Linked DNA regions of Homo sapiens: regions 1 and 3 are each linked to region 2. A link is a contact called in ENCODE Hi-C data. All regions are on one chromosome and are shown on one strand. The core of a region is the stretch at or near the end of the contact, and the rest is flanking DNA. Distances in the headings are between cores, read along the strand shown. Region 1 holds the start of SPRYD7 (SPRY domain containing 7). Region 2 holds the start of ESD (esterase D). Region 3 holds the start of WDFY2 (WD repeat and FYVE domain containing 2).

Region 1 (4,192 bases), core at 721-3,220, 3.1 Mb after region 2:
CATGGTGAAACTCTGTCTCTACTAAAAATACAAAAATTAGCCGGGCTTGATGGTGGGCGCCTGTAATCCCAGCTACTCAAGAGGCTGAGGCAGAAGAATTGCTTGAACCCGGGAGGCGGAGGTTGCAGTGAGTGGAGATTGTGCCACAGCACTCCAGCCTGGGCAACAATAGTGAAACTCCGTCTCAAAAAAAAAAAAAAAAAAAAAAGAAAAGAAGAAGAAAAAACTTCCATGCAGTTAGAAAATTTGGAGATGACATTACTCTATTTCATCCAGTTAGTAGCTGACAGTTGCTGGACAGCTTTGGAGAAATAAAACACAGTGGAATGAGTATATCTGACCAGCTCTTCCTAGAGGAAACAGATGACAGAGAAAAGGAATGCTCCAAAGAGGAGACTGCAGTAATTCAAGAGTCTAACAGTAAAGATAGGAAGAAGTGCTGCAGTTGATCATGAGTTCCAGGAATTATGTATGGTTGTCCTTCACTATATTCTCAGCACTTATAACAATGCCTGCCACCTGATAATTGCTTAATAAATATCACTTCAGTAAATGAGTAACTGAAATGGAAATATTTTCTGAGGAAAACTATAGAATTTGAACTCCATCGTCTATAAATAATGATGGATAAAAAATAATTTAAAGATTACTTATGTATTAAGGTTCTGTACTACATTTGGGAGATCTGAGAATTAAAAGTAAATACACACATACAAGGTGATTATATAGTTATCACATTTAGTATGTGTTATACAAAAATACAGTGGGCAGAGTGTTTCCAGAATTATAAGGAAACTGGGCGAGAGAGTTTTATCATAAATATTAAGAAGTGCCTTTTTATTTCAATGCACTGTCCTTTAAACAATCAGAAACGTGTAAAAAATCAAAAGTGCAGAAGTACAGTTAGAATAAAATAATCCACAAAAAGACAGTACTCTAACTGAAATAATTATATTGGGAAATCTCTCCTTCTAGAACCACATTCCAGAAGCATGAAACTACCTGGGAAAAGTCTAAGAAATAATAAGGTGGTGAAAGAGGCTATGATGGGAGAGGAAGAATGTTAGATAAATTATATGGATTTGGAATTAAAAGGATAAAGCAAGATGCAAAGGAGCAAAGTGCTATTTTATTTTTCAACAGTTAGACCTGTTGGGAAGAGGCCAGTCAGATGAAATTACAGTACCTCTCACAATGACTAAGGAGTCGGGCAATGGGAGGTTTTAGTTGAAATGGCAAGTTCTGACCTGAGGTGCGACTTCAGACTTCTGCAGTCTGCCTTGTTTCGACTTTAGGAGGTGAGAGGAAAATTACTTCCAATAATATAGGATTCAACCTATAAATGATGGGGCTCAAGAGACAGGACCGACAGTCAGGGCAGGAGGAGGAGCAAGACCGGACCTAGAAGCATTCTGAAAATGTGTAGGTTTTCACTGGGGCGCGCCAGAAGGGCACTCTCCGCCCCCTCGCCCGAGGACGTGTGACATCTCCGGAGGAAGCCTCCGAGATTCCTGTGAAAATGGGAGGTCCACACGCCCATTCGCGATGACAGACACAGAGAGGGCTGCGCAGCCTTGAACACAGAACCGGGCCCAGGTGGAGTCCGCCGGCTTCTGGAGAGATCTGCGAGACGAAATGGTGTCGGCGCAGCGTCGCCGGCGCGGCGGGGCAGCGTGGGGACCCTCTGACCCTGAAGGTCCCCCTGCCCGCCGCGCCCGGCCCCCGTGAGCCGTTGGGTCTGGGGAAGGGAGGGCCCTTACCCATGTGCTGCGTGTCCAGCTGCACGGCCGGCATCTCCTTCAGAGGGATGTGGCCAGTCCCCCCGTCTCTGCAGCACCGCAGGCAGCACAACACCGAGGTGGCCATCGCGCAGGGACCACCGACTCCGCCGCCGTCCCTAGACCGAGGCGACACTGCCCCCCGCCGCTCAGCTCCGTCTCCTGCCCCCGCCCGAGGTCCGGACTTGTCTATGTGGAGCTCGGAGGCCGGTACAGCGACACCCTAGGCCGGGAGGGCGCAATGCAGGCTGAGCTTAGGCTGGCCTGCGAGGAAGACGCGGAGAATCAAGGGGCCGGGGAGAGACCGGACAGGGCGAGCGGCCGGGCTGGGCCGGGGAGACGGGTGGGGCTAGTGGCGCGCGGAGGCGTGGCAGGGGGCGTGGCGTTGCGGGCCTGCGGATGTGGGACGGCGTGCGCCTGCGCACCAGCTGGTTTTTTCTCCTTGGGCGGTTTCGCGCACGCCCCCAGGGCTGACAGGTGAGTGGGGCTGTCTGTCCCTCAGTACTTCCAGGGGTTTTCCTATGCAGAATTTTTAAAACGCAGCACCCCTTGGTCCCGGCCTCGACATTATTTCTAGGGATGGATTGACAGAAGCGAATCAGTTTGGGGGAAGGGGAGCTAATGGAAATGACTTCCGAGTTTTCCCTCCGCGGGCCCAGGTTGAGCAGGCTTTGCCACCACGGAGAGCCCCAGTCTCCCTGCCGTGGCTGGTTTCCCTCACATGCTAAATAGACTCACGTGGGCCCCAGGAGTAATGCCTGTTAGTGACTGCACTGTGGATGTTCACCGGGGCTCACGCGGGCCCTAATGCATTTTCGGTGCAGAGACGCGCCCTACCTGGCCCATCGGGCTGCGTGGTCCGGGGCGCGTGGGAGGCCGCCCTGGGAGCAGAACGCTGGGGCGGGGTCGGGGGCGATTCTTGACCTGCCTCTTCCAAGCTCCCCCTGTCTGGTGCACTGAGGGTTCCGAGGAATGTGACGGGAACCCAGGAGGCTGCGGGAAGTCTGCTGGGTCCCGAGGGAAGCCTTCGGCTCCTACCGTCCGCTACTTTCTGCTTCCACACGGGAGGCTGTCACCTGTCATCTCCTTCCCCACTTAGATCATCCTTCCGTGGTAGATTTTACATCTTCAGGCCGGGTGCAGTGGCTCACGCCTGTAATCCCAGCACTTTGGGAGGCTGAGGTGGGCGGATCACCTGAGGTCAGGAGTTCAAGACCAGGATGGCCAACATGGTGAAACCCCGTCTCTACTAAAAATACAAAAATTAGCTGGGTGCGGTGGTGCACGCCTGTAATCCCAGCCACTCAGGAGGTTGTGGCACGAGAATCGCTTAAACCCGGGAGGCGGAGGTTACAGTGAGCCTAGATCGCGCCACTGCCCTCCAGCCTGGGCAACAGAGACTCTGTCTCCAAAAAAAAAAAAAAAAAAAAAAAGATACCGCTTGGCATCTGGAAATGTCTGGGACGACCTCTAGAATTAACCTAGCTCAAACCTCTGTTCCCAGATCAGTTTCATCCTGAAGGCTTCCCTAGGGATGGATCATCAAGTCCTGGGAAACTGGACATAAAATGCCCACTACTTAAATAATGATTTCCCATACGTAACTTTTAGTGACCCGAGTTATAAATGTTTTTTAAGGAGGATTTCTATCTATGCAATGAGGGGAATTTTTCAGGTTCCTGGTTCTCTTTCTATAAATGGTGTTTTCATTACAATACTAAGGGAAAGTTTTGTACGTTGAAATTAAGTTACCATAGAATTTAATAACCAAGGTGATTATTAAACTGATTGAGGGTTGGTCTTTTCCCCCATTGCGTATGCAGTACTTTCTTGGTAATCATTTCACACAAGAAATTTTCTTTTATGACAAACCTTCATCGTTATGCTGGGAATTAAGTGCTTTGATTTTTTTTTTTTTTTTTTTTTTTAACCCCAGGGAAGTGCTGGGGGCGGGGCAGGGGGTGAGAATTTTAACAGAATATTGGAGAGACAAAATTTTTCTACCGTTCATATATATATATCTAGTTGAATTATTTCAAGATTTCAAGGTCAGTATTGTCCCCATTTTATAGGTGAAGAAATAGGCCTAGAGGTACTAAACTTTACAACTTCAGGTGAGCAGGAGATAAACAGGTAGGATTCAAGGCTTACCAGTCTGATTCCTGTTAGAAGAAAAACTTCAGCTGAACTAAATTTAAAGGAGTTAAACTGAGCAGTGAATGACTGGGCAGCCCCCAGAATCACAGCAGATTCAGAGAGACTCCAGGGATGCCTCGTGGTCAGAACAAATTTTTAGACAAAAAGAGGGAAGTGACGTACAGAAATCAGCAGTGAGATACAGAAACAGCTGCATTGGTTACAGGGGGGCGTTTGCCTTATTTGAACACAGTTTGAACAATCAGCAGTGTATGACT
Region 2 (4,323 bases), core at 1,574-4,073:
TTTTTTATTTTTTGGAGATGGGGTCTTGGCTGTGTGGCCCAGGTTGTAGTACAGTTGCATAATCATGACTCAGTGTAACCTAGAACTCCAAGCTTCAAGTGTTCTCCTACCTCAGCCTCCTGAGCAGCTAGGACTACAGGTGCGTACCACACTGGAATATTTTTTTTTTTAATTTTTTGTAGAGACAGGGCCCTTTACTTATTAAAGTTAAATGTCATCCACCTCCAGAAATCTGAGTTCTATTTTTATCCTTCTTCCCCTGTGTCTCAAGTTTTCCATAAATCTCTACATGTGTTTTTTTGTTCCCATTCTCTCAGATTCCTTGGATTTTGATGTTTCTTCATTTCCAGGATGTCCTATTCCACTGGCTCTTAACAACCTAGACAGGTGTTCCCAAAACCAACAATCTACAGTTCCAATAACTGCTGTTGACCACCACTGTGTTGTTCAAATCCTCTTCTCAGTGAAAACTCAGGATCTGGCTTCTTCCCTTTCACTCTGTCTCCTCCCACCTCCCTTTTCTTTTTTCTTCACACTCTTTCCCTAAACCTCATTCCCTAAATTTCAACTACATTTTCTGGGTGAAATAATCTAAATCTGCATCTCTATAACCAATCTTTCTCAAGCATTAGTACCCATAATGACATTTCTTGCTGGACTCTTCTACCAAGACATGTCACCAGCTATTAAAACTTACCACACCTAAAATTAAGCTTCTGCATCTCACCTTCAAACCATTCCTCTTTTCATTGCCTCTCTTTTTCAGACTCATGCCTGTCTTGCCTAATCTACATTTGAGATGCCTCAAAGTTACCTTCTTTTTGAATTCCCACTGCCATCATCCTAATTATATATAAGAAATTAAAACTTAGCCTCTTCCTTTCTTCCTAATACATCCCACTACGATCAATCCTGCATGAAAGCCTAGGGTTTTAATCCACTTAATTTACTGGTCAACGGATCCCTACCAACAGCTCATCTGCAGCCTAATACGGCCTACGTGGAATTGTTAGTCATTTTTATTTAGTATTTTAAAAACTGTGATAAAAACACATACATAATATTTACTATCTTAACCATTCCTAAGTGTGTATTTCAGTAGTGTTAAGTATCCATTAGTCATATGTAAAAACGCAGTTCGCCAGCTCACAATAATGAGCAGATGAGAACTGCCTCATCACCCCCTGGCTGCTGCAGGTGGAGACTACTAATCCCTTTCGCTGTTAGGCCAGTCGCTGAGAACCAGAAAGTCACTGAAATGGAAGACCATGTTAATTGTACAATTTTCTTCAAGTTTAATGCCATTAAAATTTCATAAAATTAAAACCATGCAGGATCACTGAAAAAATAGATGAATAAAACTCCATATAAACTTCAGTCACACTCTACCTGTGTGCAAACACAGTCTTTTTTTTCTTCTTTTTTTTTTTTTTGAGACAGGGTCAAACTCTGTGGCCCAGATTGGAGTGCAGTGGCCTGATCTCGGCTCACTGCAATCATCTCGGCCCCCGGGCTCAGGTGATCCTCCCGCCTCAGCCTCTGGAGTAGTTGGGACCACAGGTGGCACCACCATGCCCAGGTAATTTTTTGTAGAGGAGGTTTTGCCATGCTGCCTAGGCTGGGTCTCTTTTCCTTCATAAAAATTCACATGGCTTGCCTAGGTAAGGATTTCTATTAAACTCTGGGGAAAATTTTTTAAAAAAAATATAGCATCTATAAACGCCAAACACCTTCACATGGCTCTAAATATGGTCTATAATTTGGTCCCAGATTATTTTTCTGGTCTCACTCCCTATTTTGTTAGTTAAACTCAACTATGCATAATTCTAGGATGGCCTGGATGTTGCTATCGGGTGGCTTTACTCAATGCCACGGTACAATGGTTTCAGAGCAGGTTTTGGGGCCAGACCCTCCGGGTTCAAACCCTGACTTCACCACTTATTACTACATGACACTGGGCAAGCTAATCTATGCCTCATTTGCCCATCTGCAAAATGGGTATACAGTAATATATATCAATTTGATAGGGTTGCTCTGGGAATTAAATGAGTTAATTCACGTAGTGCTTAAAATGCTGCTTCTACCACACACACAAACATGAGCTATTATTTTTCCTGCAACCTGAATGCCCTCTCCTTCCAGGTGCGCTCAATCCCATTTCCCTAATGACCCCATCAGAAATGACTTCCAGTCCCCCACAGCGCTCTGAGAGCATTTTACGACCCGAACAGATTTTGTCAAACTCCAAAGACACGTGCTCCCCTCGGCACCATCAGGTGAGTGCTCCTGACCGCGCCATTGGCTCGTGCCCCGACGCGGACGCTGCCTAGAGCAGCAGGTCCACACTCCCCCGAACCAGGCGCCGGCGGCCGCTAGTAACGCGTTGAGGCCAGCTCCCTCCTTAAAATGCGTACACATCTACTTCACATTTTCGCGCGGTGGCTGCGGGTCTAGGAAAGTCTTTCTGAACAGGAAAAAGCTGTACAAATGTAGCGGGCAGTAGGTAAACGGGCGCTCGCCCCGGGTTACACTAGGTTGGAGGCTCAGAGAAGGAAAAGGGATTAGAGGCGAGGCTCCGGGTCACGGGAAAAGGTCCTTGGCCTCCTGTCATGGATGGTGGCGCCCAAGGCCCAGGGTCGCCGTCTCTGCGCTCGTGCCTGCGGATACCTGCACCGCAGGACTCGGCGTCCGCCCCGATCACGCCTAGCCGTGCCGCAGCCGCAGGAAGGCTGACAACGTCCAGGCCTCTACCCGAACCCAGTCTTACCTACGGTGGCGGAGTGACCAGAAGAAGCGGGCCGAAGTAAAAGGCGGGGCTCAAGATGGCCGCCGGGGCCTCGCCTCAGCCCCGCCCATATGATGCCCCGCCCCTCCGGTCCCACTCACTCTCGCTTTTAACTCCGAGAACCCGCTCTTCTCCAGTTCAGTCTCCATGGCCCCGCCGCCTTTGCACATTGCACTTCCCGGCAGCCTCCGCGTGGGCGCCCCCTCCAACTCCTGCCTTCGCCCGCGTTTCTGCTCTGTGTGGTTACTAGGACCAACGAGGAGGGCGTTAGGTTAGTCCCTGTCACCTTGTCGGGGATCAGTCTGCTGTGCGTGCTCAGACTCTTCCCAGAGCCAGCAGCAAGAACCCGAGGCATTAATAAACTTGAGATGTAGCTTCGCTTAACTCGTGCAGAGGGTTTCCGTGTCACTTATGTAGAAACTAGGGCCTAATTTCAACTCCCTCAACTCCTCTGTCCCAAGACTATCCACGTCACCTACTTGGTAGCTTGAGTTAAACAAGAAACCTTTGAAATCTCCAGTGGCCGACACGCAGTGGGAACTCCATCAGTTTTCTGTTTTCTCCCTTCTTCCCTCAATAAAAATTAAGTTGAACTGACTAAGATTTGCTAGTTGATAATTTACAGCAAATCTTTCCTTTTGGTCTCTCTGATTTAAGCAAACTGTTGAGTGTACTTTGCCTCTTGAGAAATTAAATCTGATTACAACAGAGCTAAGTATTTTTCAGCAACGGTTAGACTGACATTGTAAATACACAATCTGATAGTTGGGGCTGGCCTCATGGGCCTGCAACCTGTGCTATTACCCGGCCCCCAGAACAGAAGGACGCTACATTTTCTCTCAGTAAGTGTTGAACCAGGGCCCCACGTTTGTGTCTGGAATTGGGCCCTGCAAATTGTGTAGCTATGGGAGCTGACTTAAGTATGGATGAGCTGCCACACAAGAGATTACCTGCCAGAATCTATTGTGTGGCTCAGGCCCATTTTGCCATAGTGATCTTTGGACTAAATTAACCTGTGGACTGAACCTGTGGATCAATTGGAACTTAGACTGAAAATAATGTTTCATCAAAATAATGTTTTTATTTTGAGAAAGCATTGAAGTAAATTGTTTTAAACTTTCTTTTTACTATCTTTAAGTATAAATCATTGAAAAGGGGATTTTCTTCAGTTTCAAAACTGAAACAGAATAAATACCTAAATTGCAAGTTCTTTATAACTGATGTTTGAACAAAGAGAAATAATTGATTAAATGATATATTTGCCTAATAAGTGGACTGCTGTGAGGTGCAGACTAGCCAAAGAACTGTAAGTGTGAAGTTCTTTACTAAAGGGTTCTTGTGTGAATACAATGTGAGAATAAGCAGAACTAAAATTTCTTTTACCCAGCATAAATAAAATGTTAATAGATCCACAAAAGTCGATTGCTTAAAAATATTAAGAATATATATAATTATCATTATTATTTGGACATGGAAGCAAAGAAGGCTGAAATCAGAAATTAAGGTTGACATTTTAAAAAATGGCACTACCAATAAAA
Region 3 (4,496 bases), core at 1,003-3,502, 4.8 Mb after region 2:
CCTATTTAAATAGATGTGGAACCTGAGACTCAGAGAAGTGAAATGCCTGCAGTAGGTCCTACAGCTGGAAAATACCTCAATCCTATTTCAAGGTGCTTACAGAATTTCTGCAAAATGGGAGGTGGTAAAGAGTTGCCTTGCGTGCTTTGAGACAAGTTCTTTGCACCTGTTCTCTTATGTCTCTAGTGATCTGTGAGATCCTTGGCTACCAAACACCTACCTTAGAAATACATTTCCACAAGGCCTGTCCCTTTCTTTTCCCAGCTTTGGCATTATTTCTCTCACTTTCAGAGCCCTGCAACTCAATCACACCACCTAGACCATTACTACTCTTCGGCTAACTTAATTCTGGGATTGTTCAGTGGAGGTTATCACATAACGACTATTGATGAAAAGAATTAAACTTTGTAAAATATTTTAAGAGATTTATTCTGAGCCAAATATGAGTGACCGTGGCCCGTGACATAGCCCTTAGGAGGTCCTGAGAACATGTGCCCAAGGTGGTCGGGGTACAGCTGAGTTTTATATATCTTAAGAAGGCATGAGACATCAATCAAATACATTTAAGAAATACATTGGTTTGGTTCAGAAAAGTGGGACCACTTAAAGCGGGGGCTTCAAGGCTATAGGTAAATTTAAACGTTTTTTGGTTGACAATTGGTTGAGTTTATCTGAAGACCTGGGATCAACGGAAAGGAATGTTCAGGTTAAGGTAAAGGATTGTGGAGACCAGGTTTTATTGTGCAGAGGAATCTTTTAGATAGCAGCCTTTAGAGACAGCAGGTTGTAAAATGTTCCTTACCAGACCTAAAACGGTGCCTGGCTCTTAGTTGGTTATCTCCTGGGTGTAGGAAGGAAGGAAGGAAAACAAAGGGGAAAGGGGATATAGAATGTGGATTTTTCCCACAAGAGACTTTGCAGGGCAATTTTAAGGCATGGCAAGGAAATATAATTTGGGGTAAAACATTTTGATTTTCTTCCTTGTTACGCCAGAGTCAGACTGGAAAGTAAGTCATGACCTACATGGTCAAAACCCATCTGATGAGAATTTATGGTTTTTGTAGGCCATGACTCCCCAGACCCCTTAGATAGGAATTTGGGCAAGATAAAAAAGCAGAGCTTAGTCTTCACGATCAACCCCACATGCCAGGCCTTCTGGTAGGCACCTAACATTCAGTCAGTAACTACAGTAACTCTGTCCGTTGTGTCTGGAGCAAGCTAAAAAGGCTGGATTGCTGGGGAAATGGAAAGAAGCCAGCACTAGGGGCCTGGGTTCAAGTCTGGAGGGAAGGAGGGGTTGTTTAGCCCTAACTTTGCACTAAAGTAACCTTGGCTGTGTAATTTAGCCATCTAAGAAAACGAGGGGATAGACACCCCATATGTTCTCTGAGCTCCCTTGAAGATGTCTGTATGAAAGATTCTCTCCTTTTCATGTCCCTTCCGTGCCACTATTCCGAGCATCAGTCTGACCCTAGGAGTGGTGACGTCCTACTCAGCTGGGGGCTGCCCCTCAGTTCCCATAGAGGCAAGTCTGGGTCCTGACTTGGCCAATGGCCCTGGAGGCCGCTGAGCTCCTCAGGCCCATAGCGCAGAAAGTGGGCGATAGGTCATTCCAGGACAAGGGGGCGGAGGCTCCAAGAAACTACGACTCCCAGGAGGCCACTGGGTTCCCTCCGGCAGCCTGGGCCTGGTGCATGTTGGGAGCAGTAAGCGGCCTCCCGCCGCGCTTCATTGTTAAGACCGCTAGGCCAGGTAGCCCGCGCGCATGCCAAGTCACGTCCCAACGAGTTGGGCGGCTTTCCTTCCTGCAGGCCTCTTCTCTTTCCGGTCTTGCTGAGGCGCTCCTTTCCCCGCCCCACCTCCGCCCTCTTTTCAGGGAATTTCGAAGGGGCGTGGCGTCTGGCAAGCGCGTCCCCAGGGGTGTGTATACGCGCGTTCACGGGAGGTTAAAGAGGGAGGAGCCTAACCCTTGGGTGTGTAAGGCAGAGAGAAGACCGCGAGGAACGGAAAGCGCATGCGTCCTAGTGGTGCTGCAGCGCCCGGGGAGTCGCGGAGGGGAGGGGTGAAAATGGGCTTGCGGGACTGACGCACGCGCATTGGGATACCAGATCCCCGCCTCCTGCTCCAGGTTTCCCCTCCTCCTTCACCACCCTCCCGGAAGTGGAGCCGCCCTCGCGCCCACCAGCGGCTACCCCCTGCGGCAGGCCCCGCCCACACAGGCTCCGCCCCCCGGCGCTCCGCCCCCTCCTCTTGTAGTGGCGCCGGCTTGCATCCCAGGTCGTGGCGGTTTTGGTGCCTGAAGCAGGGAGCGCGGAGTCGTTCCCGAGAGAGGCGGCCAGGCTATGCTCGCCGGTTTCCGGCGTTCCGCTCCGGCCAGCCAGAGTCTCTGTCTCAACCTGTGTCCGTGCTCCAGCAGTCTCCTCAGCCCGGCCCCGCGGCGCGGTTGGCGGCGGCGCCCCAGGCGCGCCCCCTCCTCCGATGGCGGCGGAGATCCAGCCCAAGCCTCTGACCCGCAAGCCGATCCTGCTGCAGCGGATGGAGGGGTCCCAGGAGGTGGTGAATATGGCCGTGATCGTGCCCAAAGAGGAGGGCGTCATCAGCGTCTCCGAGGACAGGTATGGACTACTGCCATTCGGCCGCGAGGAGGGGCGGGACGGGCCGACGGCCCTCGAGCCCGCGTCAGGGGCTGTGCCTTCACGTCGGCGCGAGTGTAGACTTGCTCCCCCAAGTTTTATTGTAATGCGCATCCTGGTGGTGCCGGTGTTCAGCTGCGCGCCGCCTCCGCTGTGTGGCTCCGGGAAGCGGAGCCGGGACGGCGGCGAGCGCTCCGGCTTCACCCCGGGCTGGGTAGTGCCTGCGGGAGCCGGGTGGCCCTCGGGCTAACGGTGCGCTGGAGGGACTTTGGTCCATCCCTGAGGACAGGAGGGAAAGAGGGGAGGAGCCGCCCGGCTTTGCAGGTGTGTGCTTGGGGAACGATGCCCTGAGCCGCCTCTGCAAGATAACCAAGGGGTTTGGGGTACTCTCGTACAGCTCCCAGGGTTTCAAACGGAGAAAGCAAATGCCACTCCTTCTTCCCAGACATTCCTACTGAATCCAGATAACCCAGACATCTTAGGCTGAATTCAGTGAATATTCTAAGTTGTACCAAGAGTAAGTTTAGGCTTCTGCGTGGTGCCTTCTTTCCTTTCCCCTCCTTATCTCTTGGAGCTCGAGGAGAAGCGCGTAGAACTTGTAACGGATCACTGCTGCAAATAGCTCTTGAGTTCCTTCCCTTTGCCTGTTTCCTTTATTTTTGCTTAATTTTGCTTAATATGCAGAAGTGGAACTAGTTGTTCTGCCTTCAAATACTCTCTCTGTTTTGCGTTTTCGCTTTAACTGAATTTCCTTGAATATGCAGGAATAAAGCTGATGAAGCTAATTTCTAGAGTAATGTTGCTTGAAGATAGTATTATGATAATTTATCTGAAATTGTTTCTTTGGTAAAATCTATATAAGCATTCTTACAAAAGAACACTGTAGAGGTACATAACACGGGGATTTTACAGTAAGTAGGTTTTCTTAATATAAGTTCAAATCATGCAGAGGTAAAGTATCCTTTCTTGGTGACTCAAAATTGAGAGGCTGAGCAACAAAGTGCTCATTGCTGTCTTTATAGTCATTTCCGCACTTAGCATAGTGTGTGGCCTCAACAATTGAGCTCGATAGGTTTGTTCATGTCTTAGGTTCTTCAGTATAACTAGGATGAGTATATTAATGACATGTTCTTGTCTACATCATGCTCAATACAAATGGCGCCTGATTAATTTCCTGTGCAGATCCAATGGAAAACATTGTAAACATACACCAGTGGCAAGCATTCTGCAATGAACAGAAGAAATTCATGGCTGAAATGGAGTACATGGATGTAGGACCCTTTTGAAATTCACAGAGAAGCCTTATGAGAAAGTTTGATTTTTTCCATAAAGGCAAAATTTTATTAAAAAGACTGCTTCTGGACCTAGAAATTCTTTGGCACAGTATTGTTTTTATGGGATATATTCCATAAAATATATTGAAGGAATATATTGGTAGATGTCACTTTCCCAGTCTGTAACTACTGGAGATGGAACTGATCAATTTCTAACTGCTGTGGAAAATTCATAAGCAAATTCATGGAATCAAGAAAAGGAGAAGGGTAGTTAAACCTAAGCTGCTTTAATATTTTATTTATTTTTTTAAGACTAGTTAAGTACGGTAGTGAGAAGGGGAAGAGAGTAGAACAAGGAGTTCAATCTGTAACTGACTGTGAACAATTGAGATAATAAAACTACCTTCAGACCATCCTAAGCTCCTTTAATATTAAGGTGTTATTATAGTATTGAAACTTCTGATTCCCATTTCACCACATTTACCTTGAAGGAAACAGCTTTACTGGGGTATATTTTCAAGTGTTTGGAGACGCTGAAGTAGTGTATATTAATGAAACTGAAGAATAAATTTCATTTGATTATAGGATG

The links. Hi-C counts contacts between places; a loop is a spot of excess contacts on that map. Pooled maps may share reads with other maps.
Region 1: a loop to region 2 is called in a map of CD4-positive, alpha-beta T cell, with 7 times the contacts of the local background. The contact joins the promoter of SPRYD7 here to the promoter of ESD in region 2. A Hi-C loop is called at or near these places in 2 of 168 maps with a recorded cell type or tissue (CD4-positive, alpha-beta T cell and naive thymus-derived CD4-positive, alpha-beta T cell) and 7 of 50 pooled maps.
Region 3: a loop to region 2 is called in a map of CD8-positive, alpha-beta T cell, with 8 times the contacts of the local background. The contact joins the promoter of WDFY2 here to the promoter of ESD in region 2. A Hi-C loop is called at or near these places in 2 of 168 maps with a recorded cell type or tissue (CD8-positive, alpha-beta T cell and naive thymus-derived CD4-positive, alpha-beta T cell) and 8 of 50 pooled maps.

The regions. Positions count from the first base shown.
Region 1 is chr13:49,934,370-49,938,561 of GRCh38, forward strand. SPRYD7 (SPRY domain containing 7) reads right to left here and starts at 1,971. Exons shown (of 5, transcript NM_020456.4): 1 at 1,761-1,971. The coding sequence starts at 1,866. RefSeq lists enhancers at 1,782-2,031, 2,902-2,951 and a silencer at 2,072-2,321.
Region 2 is chr13:46,794,338-46,798,660 of GRCh38, forward strand. ESD (esterase D) reads right to left here and starts at 2,824. Exons shown (of 10, transcript NM_001984.2): 1 at 2,768-2,824. RefSeq lists enhancers at 1,959-2,560, 2,692-2,741 and a silencer at 2,332-2,381.
Region 3 is chr13:51,582,210-51,586,705 of GRCh38, forward strand. It overlaps WDFY2 (WD repeat and FYVE domain containing 2), which reads left to right and starts at 2,253. Exons shown (of 12, transcript NM_052950.4): 1 at 2,253-2,615. The coding sequence starts at 2,479. It also overlaps the pseudogene RNY1P6. RefSeq lists enhancers at 1,505-2,025, 1,684-1,963 and a silencer at 2,104-2,473.